Regions from separate parts of the Homo sapiens genome. Here region 2 is linked to region 1. Evidence: chromatin contacts called from ENCODE Hi-C or POLR2A ChIA-PET data. All regions are on one chromosome and are shown on one strand. The core of a region is the stretch at or near the end of the contact, and the rest is flanking DNA. Distances in the headings are between cores, read along the strand shown. Region 1 holds the start of LINC01144 (long intergenic non-protein coding RNA 1144). Region 2 overlaps TESK2 (testis associated actin remodelling kinase 2).

Evidence for each region. Hi-C counts contacts between places; a loop is a spot of excess contacts on that map. ChIA-PET counts read pairs that join two places held with the same protein, here RNA polymerase II (POLR2A).
Region 2: a loop to region 1 is called in a map of PC-9, with 4 times the contacts of the local background. The contact joins the enhancer-like site here to the promoter of LINC01144 in region 1. A Hi-C loop is called at or near these places in 1 of 168 maps with a recorded cell type or tissue (PC-9). POLR2A ChIA-PET finds 5 or more read pairs at or near these places in 7 of 52 experiments (B cell, Panc1, T-cell and 4 more).

Annotation. Positions count from the first base shown.
Region 1 is chr1:45,300,485-45,306,729 of GRCh38, reverse strand. It overlaps LINC01144 (long intergenic non-protein coding RNA 1144), which reads right to left and starts at 2,820. Exons shown (of 1, transcript NR_024270.1): 1 at 1,111-2,820. LOC105378691 (a long non-coding RNA gene) reads left to right here and starts at 2,984. Exons shown (of 3, transcript XR_947287.4): 1 at 2,984-3,238. RefSeq lists enhancers at 138-317, 2,488-2,727, 3,188-3,247 and silencers at 2,918-3,097, 6,199-6,245.
Region 2 is chr1:45,408,834-45,415,078 of GRCh38, reverse strand. All of the region lies in intron 3 of TESK2 (testis associated actin remodelling kinase 2), which reads left to right. It also overlaps the pseudogene PPIAP36. Among named protein-coding and RNA genes, the nearest start is that of TOE1, 72 kb to the right of the region's middle. Within about 2 kb of position 3,853, at least 4 of the 41 ENCODE cell types and tissues checked have a DNase peak (open chromatin) inside an H3K27ac peak, as active enhancers do; they include B cell and PC-9, where a contact is called at or near this core.

The DNA of each region.
Region 1 (6,245 bases), core at 1,571-4,070:
CTCTTTGTTTCCTCCTCATTCTTATATTGTTTCCCAATTTTTTTTTCTCTCTTAATAGGAGGAACTGAGCTGTGGCCCAGGTTTTTTGATTGCTATGTGCTGCTTGTGGGCAGGATGCTACAGTGTGTCATCGCTGAGTCGTTTCCACCCTCTTACATGTCTCAGTTTCTCTCTCCAGAGGTTTATGACCCCAGAAAAGGCTCAAAAGGCTGGGCGATCAGCCCTTATATGCGTTTCCTGGATGAGCCATTTTTAAAATTAATTTTTGTTGGGGATTTCCCTCCAGGGCCGCTGCACGTCGCAAGGGGTTAACCCCCCCAGAGACTCCCATGAGGCCCCCAGTCACCTAGGGGCGCTTTCAGCTGGGAGGAGTAAATGCCTTTTCTCTTCAGAGCTGAGAAAACTGTCATTAACGTATGAAAACAACAGTTCACTTCTTCACGCAAATGCACACAGACAAACCGAATTAAGTTTAAATTTGGGAGAAAAAGCAATAGAGAAGACCCTTTAGAATGCATCTCTGAACAAGAATTAGGATCCTTAAACAACAACTTCAGACTGGAACAAAGCAACAACAACAAAAAAACCAACAATATGATCACTGAGCGCTCTAATGGTAAGGAGAAATTAAGACCAGCTGGTTGTTAATCTTAACTTTATCCAAGACAAACCCCAATTCAGTTACCTATCTAGGGATGGGTCTCAGGCCGAAGGCTGCTTTCTACCATCCTAGAAGCAGGAAAAAAACAAAAAACAAACTCATCTTCCCTGTTAGAAGTGAGCTCAGACTCCATAGGAGTTACCTGCATTCCATTGTCATGGAAGCAGGAGAAAAGTTGCCTTCCTTGTGTTGGAAGCAAGTAAAACTCTAGAAAAAGAGGAGTTGTACAGCAAAATAAACTTTAGATCTTGACTAAATTTTGGGAGATCAGGGATTCTCTGGACGGGGTACTCTCAGACCTCAGCAAATTGTCCTATTGGTTTGAGCCATAAAGTTAGCTCATGCTGGTACCATGCACCAATGGGAGATTTGTCAAAAGTCAGGGGCATCTCCACTCAGAATCCCTCAATGATTACCAAAATGTGAACCCTGAAAATTTGAGACAGGTCTCAGTTAATTCAGAAACTTTATTTTGCCAAGGTTGAAGATGCGTGCCCGTGACACAGCCTCAGGGAGTCCTGGCGACATGTGCCCAAGGTGGTCAGGGCACAGTTTGTTTTCATACATTTTAAGGAGACATGAGACATCAATCGATATATGTAAGAAGTACGTTGGTTCCGTCCAGAAAGGCGGGGACAACTCGAAGTGGGGAGGGGGCTTCCAGGTCGCAGGTAGCTGAGAGACAAATGGTTGCATTATTTTGTTTCTGACAAGCCTCTCCAAAGGAGGCAATCAGGTATGTGTCTATCTCAGCGAGCAGAGGAGTGACTGAATAAAATGGGAGGCAGGTTTGCCCTGAGTAGTTCCCAGCTTGACTTTTCCCTTCAGCTTAGTGATTTGTGGGGCCCCAAGATTTCCCACAAGTGAAAGGAAAATATCTCAATCCCCCGCCCCAAATCACCAAGCTCAAAGGAAAATTCAGGTTGGGAACTGCTCAGGCCACACCTGCCTCCCATTCTATTCAGTCACCCCTCTGCTCATGATGAACAGGATGCTGCTGAACCCTGGGGTCGCTGGGGCCTTAAATGACTTTGATGATGAGAGACTGGGCATGGAGAGCTAGAGGCCCTCATCTCCCTTCCCCAGCGAGTCGGAAGCGTCCCCATTACTAGTTCCTAGAATATGCTGAGATGTCTCAGGTTGCGGTGTGCAGCTGGGAGTTGCAGCCTGGCAGGAGGCCCAGGTTTTAGCCTGTGAACCGGGGCCCTGCTATGTAGGCCAGGGTGGCTCTGACCTGGCACTCTGTGGGGCCAGGGCAGACATAGCAGCAAAGGCCATGGGGTCACAAAGAGAGAGACTGCAGAAGGATCAGGAGTAACAGGCATAATGGGGCTATTCTTCCCTAGGCCTGAACACTGGGAAGGCACTGGCAGGGCCCCGGTTTTGATGGTGGATTCTTGGAGTAGGGGCCTTGGTAATAGGGCTCTGAGTGCTGGGGCAGAATGGGCTATCTTGACCCTTCATAGTCAGGGTCCCAAGTGGGCAATCCTGGAGCCTCCAGGTCTTTGGTCCAGCGGCGGGGTTTTCCACTCAAGGGCCACAGGTACAGACAAGCAGAGCAGAAACAGCCCCCCCGGCCTTTCACTTCCCACCTGCTCCCGAGGGAGAGAGTAAGGTTTCTGGGGGTAAGTGGGGGCTATCTGAAAGAAAAGGGTGATTTTGGCTGGGGCTCGGTGCCCTACAAGAGCCCTTGCTTGACTTTGACGCAAGGCACAGACTGGGCTCTGAAGGGGCAGGCTGGGGGGTAGACGTCGTCATGGATGTTGGATCTCCCTTCCGGCCATGGCCCAAGTACGACCCCTGTTCCCTTAAAGTCAGGACCTCGCAGAACTTTCGCAAGATGGGTCCTCGGAGTCTGCCCGCGATTGCGCTCCCAAGGGGTGCCGCTGCCGAGGGTAGGCGCGCCAGTCGAGATCAAAGCGGATGGGATGACGCCACTGGAGGGCGCGCGGGGCCGCGGGGCAGGGTGGTGCTCCTGCTGCAGGTTTCAGGCCTCTTCTGCCTTCTACAGCCGCCAGGTCAGCAGAGGCGGAGGCCCGGGCTGTGGATGGCCGAGGAGCCGAACTCGTGAAGCCACGTTCCTCCTGCAGCTCTTAACCCAGGCGCGGCGGCTCGCCGGGCCGCTCCCCTTACTCCGAAACCGTGAGCCTCAGCCCTTCCCTCTCTCCCCAATCCCAGGGGGCGCCGGCGGACACCCCAGAAACCCACGCGCTCTCGTTCCTGGTCCCGCCCCCTCTACGTTCCCTCCCCCTCTACGTTCCCTCCCCTTTTCCTTCCAGAGGCGGCGGCCCCGGAAGCTCCCGCCATTCTGGACCCGCCCCCTCCAAGCTCCCGCCCCTTTCCCTTCCTGTGGAGGCGGCCTCGGAAGCTCCCGTCTTTCTGGACCCGCCCCTTCCCCACCCTGCTCCGCCCTCGGCCCCGGCCCCCGCTCCGAGCTCCCTTAGCTCTAAGCGGTTCCGGAAGCTCCCGCCTTTCTGGACACGCCCCTGCCTCCCCCACAGGATTCCGACTCTCTCCCGGCTCGTCGAGGGCTTGACATTTTACCGGGGGGTGGCCCAGAAAAACCTCGTAGAGATGGTGACTTTAAAAAATTCTTTTTCGGCTAGGTGCGGTGACTCACGCCTGTAATCCCAGCGCTTTGGGAGGCCGAGGCGGGCGGATCACTTGAAATCACGAGTTCGAGATCCGCCTGGCCAACATGGTGAAACCCCGTCTCTACAAAAATACAAAAATTAGCCGGGCGTAGTGGCGCAGGCCTGTGGTCCCAGCTACTCGGGAGGTTGAGGTGGGAGGATCGCCCGAGCTGGGGGAGGTTAAGGCTGCAGTGAGCTGTGATCGCGCCACTGCACTCCAGCCTGGACGACAGGGCAAGATTGTGCCTTAAAAATAAAAACTTGTTTTGGTAAAATACACATAATATTTACCATATGTACTTTTTTTTTTTTTTTAAATGGAGTCTGGTTCTGTTGCCCAGACTGGAGTGCAGTGGCACACCACTGGGTTCAAGCGATTCTCGTGTCTCAGCCACCCATGTAGCTGGGATTACAGGCATGCGCCACCACGCTGGGCTAATTTTTGTCTTTTTAGTAGAGATGGGGGTTTCTGCCATGTTGGCCAGGCTGGTCTGGAACTCGTGGCCTCAGGTGATCTGCCTGCCTTGGCCTCCCAAAGTGCTGGGATTACAGGCTGAGCCACCGTGCCCGGCCCTACCATGATTTTTTTTTTTTTTAAACAGAAGTCTTGCTCTGTCGCCCAGGCAATGGCACGATCTCGGCTAATTGCATCCTCCGCCTCCGGGGTTCAAGTGATTCTCCTGCCTCAGCTTCCAGAATAGCTGGGATTACAGGCACCTGCACCATGCCCAGTTAATTTTTGTATTTTTGGTAGAGAGGGAGTTTCGCCATGTTGGCCAGGCTGGTCTCGAACACTTGACCTCAGGTGATCACCTGCCTTGGCCTCCCAGAGTGCTGGGATTACAGGTGTCAGCCACTGCGCCCAGCCTACCATGGTATTTTTAATGGCCACGTAATACCCTGTGTGTGTTATATTGTGTGGATGTGTTATATTAATTTAACCAGCCCCCTATTGATTAACATTGTAGCTGTTTATAAAATGGTGTAGTAAACATCCTTTCTGTAGGTCTTTGTGCACATATGGAGTATATTTGTAGGCTGATTTCTTGGAAGTAGAATTGTTGGGGTAAAAGCTATGTGTGTGTTTAATTTATGATTTTACCTATTTACCCTCCCACTAGTGACTTGTTTAGCTACATTTATTCAAATTGTCTGCACTCGCTTTCTCCACAACCTTACCTCCTACTCACTCCACAACTCATTCTAATTTGGCTTCTCTCTATCACTGCACCTTCAAAGGCTCTAAGGTCACCAATGATCTTCATGTTGTCCTATGGACAATCTTCAGATCTCATTTCACTGCTTCTCTAAAAGACTTCATACAGTTGACCATTCTCTCCTTTGTGAAACATTCTTCTCCCAGCTTTCATAGTGCCACATTCGCCTGGTTTTGCTCTAGCCATGTTGTCTTTCCTCTGCCCACTCTGAAATGTTGGTGCTGCTCAGAGCTTTGGTTACCATCTACATGCAGTTGATCCACACAGTGAAGTCTCCCTTCCTAACCTTTATTCAACTGCTTATTTGTCATCTTGAGTTGAATGTCCCACAGGGACCTCAAATCAATCATACCCAACATTATCCTCCCCCTTCTCATGCTCCCATCTCAGTAGCTGTTCCACTGCTCTCCTAGCCAGAAACCTACAGGTCTGGTTACTTGAATGTCCCTATTCCTCAATGCGCACCTCTAGTCAATCACCATGGCCCTGCCCATTCTATTTCCATAATCCTTTTCCCTTTTTTTTTTCTTTTGAGACAGGTTCTCGCTCTGTTGCCCAGGCTGGAGTGTAGTGGTGCAATCATGCCTCACTGTAACCTCAACCTCTCCAGCTCCTCCTGCCTTAGCCTCCCGAGAAGCTGGGAAGCTGGGACCACAGACACACCACCATGCCTGGCTAATTTTCCTTTTTTTTTTTTTTTTTTTTTTGAGACGGAATCTCGCTCTGTCACCCAGGCTGGAGTGCAGTGGCGTGGTCTCAGCTCGCTGCAAGCTCCGCCTCCTGGGTTCATGCCATTCTCCTGCCTCAGCCTCCTGAGTAGCTGGGACTACGGGCGCCTGCCACCACGCCTGGCTAATTTTTTGTATTTGTAGTAGAGATGGGGTTTCACCGTGTTAGCCGGGATGGTCTCAATCTCCTGACCTTGTGATCCGCCCACCTCGGCCTCCCAAAGTGCTGGGATTACAGGCGTGAGCCGCTGCGCCCGGCCAATTTTCCATTATTTCTTACCAACGGTCACCTTTCTTTTCCTCCCTTTGTCCCCACCACCTTCTGTACCACCTGGACACTGCAATGATATTCTAATTCTAATTGCCTCCCTGGCTTTAGGCTTGCTACTCTTTTTTTTTTTTTTTTTTTTTTTTTGAGGCAGGGTCTCACTTTGTACCCCAGGCTGGAGTGCCCTGGCGTGATCTCAGTTCGTTGTGGCCTTGACCCCCTGGGTTGAAGTGGTAGGCTTGCTACTCTTTAAACCAGCTTCCACCCTGTAGCCAGAGTTAACTTTGAGAAATGCAGATCTAATTATGTTACTATCCTGCTTTTTAAAACCTTTCAATAAGTTCTGATTGCTCCTAGGGTAAAGACAGAAACTTTTTCCATGGTTGATTAGGCTCAGACAAACTCTCCAGCTTTTTTTGGTTACCGCTGTCCCCTTCTCCATGCCATAATTTGTTTCTTGAAGGTTTTCTGTTCCTTCGCACTCAGGGCTTTTTTCTTTGCTGTTTTCTCCATCCTGGAATGCTCTTTCTTTCCCTCTCACCTTAACCTGGCTAACACTTTTTCAATCACCAAGCCTCAGCATAAATTTCACTTGCTTGCGGATGCCTTCCAAGACCCCTGAGACTTATGCCCAGTGTTGAGAGCACAATAAATATATGAATATGTTTATTCACATTACATATATGAATATATGAACCACAATAAATGTATGAACGAACCACTTACGGGCCAAGTGGG
Region 2 (6,245 bases), core at 2,604-5,103, 110 kb before region 1:
TGGCCCAAGGGCTCGCTGTTTGACTGTGATGTTGAAGAACATGGTGGGGTTGACCATGGCTGATAGTACGGGGCTCCTGGCGGTGGCAGCAGTGTCCACAAAGCACCTATCTTTTTTTTATTCATTTACTCACTAAACACTTGTTGAGTGCCTACTGTTGCTTTTAATAGATTCAACGGTTTTCTACTAAAGCATTGCTGTCCAATAGAACCTTCTGCAGTGATGGAAATGTTCTATATTTCTGCTGTCCAGTAGCCACATGTGGCTAATAAGCACAGAAATATTGCTAATGCAAACAAGAAATTAAAATTTTATTTGGATTGCTTTAAATTTAAATTGCCACATGAAGCTAGTGCCTACTGTATTTGATAATGCTGGGCTACCTACATCTTTGCCTTTGCTTTGCTACGGGTATATGTATTCCAGCCTAGAAACATGTAGGGTTGTGATGAGACCAACATTACCATTCCTATTCCATATCTCCTTGATGTACTTTCTTAGCTTATCTCCTTTTGATCCTATTGCTTAGGAATGATCCCCACCTCCACCCTCATCCCCCTTAACTTAAAAAAGTAATGTTCTTTGCTCTCAGCCAAGTTTTCTAATGTATGAAAGGTAGCATTCAGTCTATCTAAATCTTCCCAATAAGCCCACAAATGAGATGATATATATAAAGCCTCTGGCACAGGAACTGTCACACTGCAAGTATAATACATGAGAATGTAATTATTGTTAGCCACGTGGGTTTGCCCTCTGATGGTGACCATTTTTGTTCTGCATAAGCCATCTGTCTCAAAGATACTGTGGTTTAAAAGCCTGAAATGGATTACTTTTTAAAAGAAGCTTCTAATTATTTATATCATTTATGTTTTTATGTCTTCACTTTCACTATATATTTTGAAGACAACAAAAGGAAATTATTCTAACCAGTGGCCTAGAGCAAACAAAGTCCTTTTGGCTTTTGTTACCCAGACGAGTATTAATGTAATGGAAACATTTATTATACTTCCCTGTGACTCCTTAAATGCCAAACTAAGCATGACTATGTTTTATTCTCAAGGTTCTTAGAATTTGTATTTTCTAAATGCTTTCTGGTTGTCTTAGCAATTTGCTGTTAATACTTAGGATTTAAATTTTTTGGTTACTATTTGTTAGTATGGCTCTTAGTCTATTTTCAAGCTGTAAACATTATAAGCTTTCTTTTATAGGTGCAGAAGTATGAACCAGAATTTTTCCCCAAATTGAGATTAGATCTACATTGGGAAGAATCCATCTCTTGGAACCCTAGGATTACACAGATGTGCCTTCTCAGGTGCTGGCCCCGGGTATGGGAGGTGGCTGAGTAGATGAGACTTCTGTTCTCTTGGCTTCATCTAGTCAGAACAGTTGCACTTTTTATCTTTTTTATATTGAACTTCTGTATAAGAGTTTTGAAGAAAAGGTCTCTTGCTTAAAAGAAAGAGAGAGAGAGAGAAATGAAGGAAAGAAAGAAAGAAAGAAAAAGAAAAAGAATGAGTTGAAAATTCTTCTGTTAGTGCTTTGGAAAGGCTACTTGGGAAAGAAGCCTATCTGCATGATCTGCCAGGTGGTAGGCATTTAATCCTCTGGGCATACCTTGGTTCTCTTCTGCCAGAGCTATTGTGTGCCCAGCAGGAGTGAGTGAGCTGAACCTTTGTAGTTCTCTTTTTCTTGACCCCAACCTCCTAGTTTCCCTTTTTCCCTTTATCTCCCTTCCTCCTAAGATTTCTATTTGGGAGGAAAAGTGTGGGCCTGGTAAGTCATAGAGGTAGTACTTGTGTAAATTTTGTTCATGTGTGTGTATTCTGTTTATACATGGGCCCAGTGAAGATTGGTTATTTTATCATCAGTTGCTCAAAGTTATCAGTTAAAAAAAGGAACAATAAAGTACTTTGTTGAATGCAGGGACTGATTGTTTAGGTCTCTTGTGAATAAGGTTGTTTACGCCAGGAAGTCTTATGCTCAAGATCTGTAACCCAGTTCTATGCCCCACTCACTTCCACTCCCCAGTGGCCTTTTTGAGGAACTATACACTCAGATTTGTTCTCATACCTCCCCACGACCCCAAGACAGGGCCTCACTCTGTTGCCCAGGCTCACTGCAATCTCTGCCTTCTGGGCTCAAGCAATCCTCCCACCTCAGCCTCCTGAGTAGCTGGGACTGCAGGCGTATGCCGCCACACTTGGCTAACTTTGAAAATTTTTTTGTAGAGAAAGTTCTCACTATATTGCCCAGGCTGGTCTCGAACTCCTGAGCTCAAGCAATCCTCCCACCTCGGCCTCCCAAAATGCTGGGATTATAGGCTTGAGCCACTGCACTGGGTCTCTCTGTTATTTATGCCATGAGAAATTTAATATTTCTTTTAGACTCCTTCAATTCACCAAATATGCCTTCAATTCACCAAATATGAAATTGAAGACTATGCCTTCAATTCACAAATATTTGCTTGGAACTACTCAGTCCCTCCCTGTGCTAGGTAATATCATGATTAATGCAAGAGAAATAGAGGCTTCTTGTCTCCCAGAGAGTCTCCTTAAGAAGTAAATTATACTATGTAGGAAATAGACTAGCATTAGCTAATGCTGTGAGAATATGGCAGGATATTTTCCCAGTCTCAGTTATTAAGACAGCCATCTTTCCAGTTATCCATCCTGAAAAATTCCAGCCATTTTTGGTTATCATGTATTCCTTGCTTCTAATGAGAAGCTAAGCTGTGATTCTAAATATTCAAAGGCTTTTGCATCTATTCCTTCCCGTATATGTGGGCTGTAATTCAGCCTTCTTCACTTTCACCTGGAGTGAATTATTTTCCCTGTCTCTTTGCCCTTTTTCACTCTTCCTGATACTCAGCTCTGGTTGTATAGTTTATTTCTTAAAACTTTTTGTGGCTCACATTGGTTTCAAAATCGAGTCAAAAATTATTTAGACTGACAGTTAAGGTTCAGTCTGTTTTTCCAGCCTTTTCTTCCACTCTTTCTCTTGTACAATTCACACAGCTCCACAATTTCCTAATTATATTCTCTAGGACAAGTTATTTAACCTCTGTGCTTTGATTTCTTCTGTTTAATGAGAATGGACCAGATCAGTTGTTAGAAATCACACTGAGGCAGGGCATGGTGGCTTACACCTATAATCTGAGCACTTGGGAGACTGAGGCGGGAGGATCCATTTGAGCCTAGGAGTAGTGAGCTATGATGGCTTCTTCCTGCCAGCTGCACAGACAAAATCAATTCCCTGAGATCGTGGCATTGCAGTAAGAAAGAGTTTAATTGACTCAAGGCCAGCCATGCCAAAGAGGCAGTTATCACTTAAATCAGTCTTCCTGAAGCCCTCTAGAGGTTAGAGTTTTTATGGACAATTTGGTGGGCAGGGCTGAGGGAATGGGTGCTGCTGATTAATTGGGGGTGTGGAAAAGTCCTTGTGCGCTGAGTGTGCCTCTGTGTAGGGCTACAGCAGGAGTCCTCAACCCCCAGGTTATGGACCGGTATCAGCCTGTGGCCTGTTAGGAACTGGGCCACACAGCAGGAGGTGAACAGGTGAGCAAGCATTGCTGCCTGAGCTCTGCTTCCTGTCAGATCAGCGGTGGCATTATATTTTCATAGAAGCGTGAACCCTGTTGTGAACTGTGCATGCGAGGGATCTTGGTTGCACGTCCCTTATGAGAATCAAATGCCTGATGATCTCAGGTGGAACAGTTTCATCCCAAAACCATCCCTCCACCTGACCCTCACCCGAGTCTGTGGAAAAATTGTCTTCCACAAAACCAGTCCCTGGTGCCAAAAAGGTTGGGGAAGGCTGGGCTACAGGACCAGTTGAGTCATGAGTCATGAGTCTGGGTGGGGTTGGTCTGAAAAAAATCTCTCAGAAAACCAGTCTTAGGTTCTATAATAGTGATGTTATCTATAGGAGCAGTTGGAGAAGTCACAAATCTTGTGATCTCTAGCCACATGACTCCCAAGCAGTAAGAAATTGTAGAACTATACCTACATTTTAGCAGAATTCTCTCCCCTCCCATAATCCTAACCTTGTGGCCTTTCCTTAGTTTTACAAAGGTAGTTTAGTTTTGGGAAGGGCTATTATCATCCTTGCTTTAAGGTTAAACTGTAAACTAAATTCCTCCCAAAGTTAGCTTGGCCTATGCCCAGGAATGACCAAAGACAAACAGCTTGAGGTTGGAGGCAAGATAGAGTTAACGATGTCAGATTTCTCTTTTGCAAAGGTGGTTTCAGTTGTGCCACTGAAACACAGACTGGGTGATATAGTGAGACCATGTATGTTAAAAAAAAAATAAAAAATAAAATAAATAAATATATAAATAAGAAATCACATTGAATTAAATGTTGAACAATTTTTAAATAATCAGGTTTTTAAAATATCTTAAGGGTGAGTGAATGTGGATGTGGAGTGTGTTCCAGAATAAATGGGCAGTGTTTTAAAAAAAAATTTTTTTTTTTTGAGTTGGAGTTTCGCTCTTGTTGCCCAAGCTGGGGTGCAATGGTGCAATCTCAGCTTACTACAACCTCTGCCTCTCAGGTTCAAGTGATTCTCCTGCCTCAGCCTCCCGAGTAGCTGGGATTACAGGCACGCGCCACCATGCCCAGCTAATTTTTTGTATTTTTAGGAGAAACAGGGTTTCACCATGTTAGCCAGGCTGGCCTCGAACTCCTAACCTCAGGTGATCCGTTTGCCTCGGCCTCCCAAAGTACTGGGATTACAGGCGTGAGCCACTGCTCCCAGCCTAAAATGTTTTTTTGCATCTGTTGAAGGTTGAAAAAAAAATAATAAAGTGGATCTCTCTGATTTTATCATTGTAATCCTGGTGGGTAACTAGGTGAAAGACTCTCAAGAGAGTTCACAAAGCATCTTTTGTAACACTAGACTGTAAGGTGATCTTAATTTTTTTTTGAGACAGAGTCTCACTCTGTCACCCAGGCTGGAGTACAGTGGCATGATCTCTGCTCACTGCAACCTCCGCCTCCCAGGTTCTCGTGCTTCAGCCTCCCGAGTAGCTGGGATTACAGGCATGTGTCACCACACCCAGCTAATTTTTGTATTTTTAGTAGAGATAGGATTTCACCATGTTGGCCAGGCTGGTCTCAAACTCCTGGCCTCAAGTGATCTGCCCCCGTTGGCCTCCCAAAGTGCTGGTATTACAGGTGTGAGCCACTGTGTCTTGGCTGAAGATTTTTAATATAAACAATGATTACTAATTATTGAGTACCCATTATGGACCACTATTAATTTCCTGCCGCATTCCCTTTCTTCTTTCCAGACCTCTCCCACCATTCATCCATCACTTGAGCCAAAAACTTACCATTCTTATTATCTTTCTCTTACACCCTATTTCAAACCATCAAGTAGTTCAGCATTATCTTCAAAATATGTCCTGAGTCTTTTTACCTCTACACTTACTACTCTAGCCCAACCATCCTAATTGATCTCTTGTCTTCCCCTTTTACCCCACAATAGCCAGATTGAATTTTAAGAGGGTAAATCAGATTATGTCATTTCCCTGCTGAATTTCCTAATACAGCTTTTTGTCATTCTTCAAAGTTCATACTCTGGGCTTTAACCTATCAGGCCCTAAATGATTTGGCCTACGTGGCTCTGACCATATTTCCAATCATTCTTCCTTTTTCTTACATCATTCTAACCACACTCACTAACCCTCTTGTTTCTCAGACACATTAAGCTTTTTTCCCTGCTTCAGGGCCTTTGTACTTACTTTATTCCAGAATCATATGATATATTTCTGCTGAGATAGCCCCTCTTCAAAGAAATCTTTTTGACTAGTCTAAAATAGACATCGATATTTGTTACAAGTTCTCATTACTTCTGAAAAGAACCTTATTCATTTGTTTACCTATTGCTTAAAGCCTCCAGTATTGAATGAGCTCTCTGAGGGTAGAAGTTTATCTTTTTCACCACTGTATTTGTAGTGCCTATAGTGTAGTATCTCTAGAAGCTGATGCCAATTAGAACCAAGCCAGTTTGCATCACAGAAACTTATAAAAGCTCAGGAACTGAAGGTGGGTGTCAGGCTTGGGCTAAAAATAAGAGGGCTATTCAAAGTCTTTTAAGGGGTAACTGGGCCTGAAAGTCAACATCCCCATTTCTTGTAACTAATCAGTTAAATATCACCCACCCCAATAAGACATGGTTTATTTTTGGAGAAAAATTGAACCAGAAATACTTCATACTAGTGAACATCTGATAGAATGCAATAC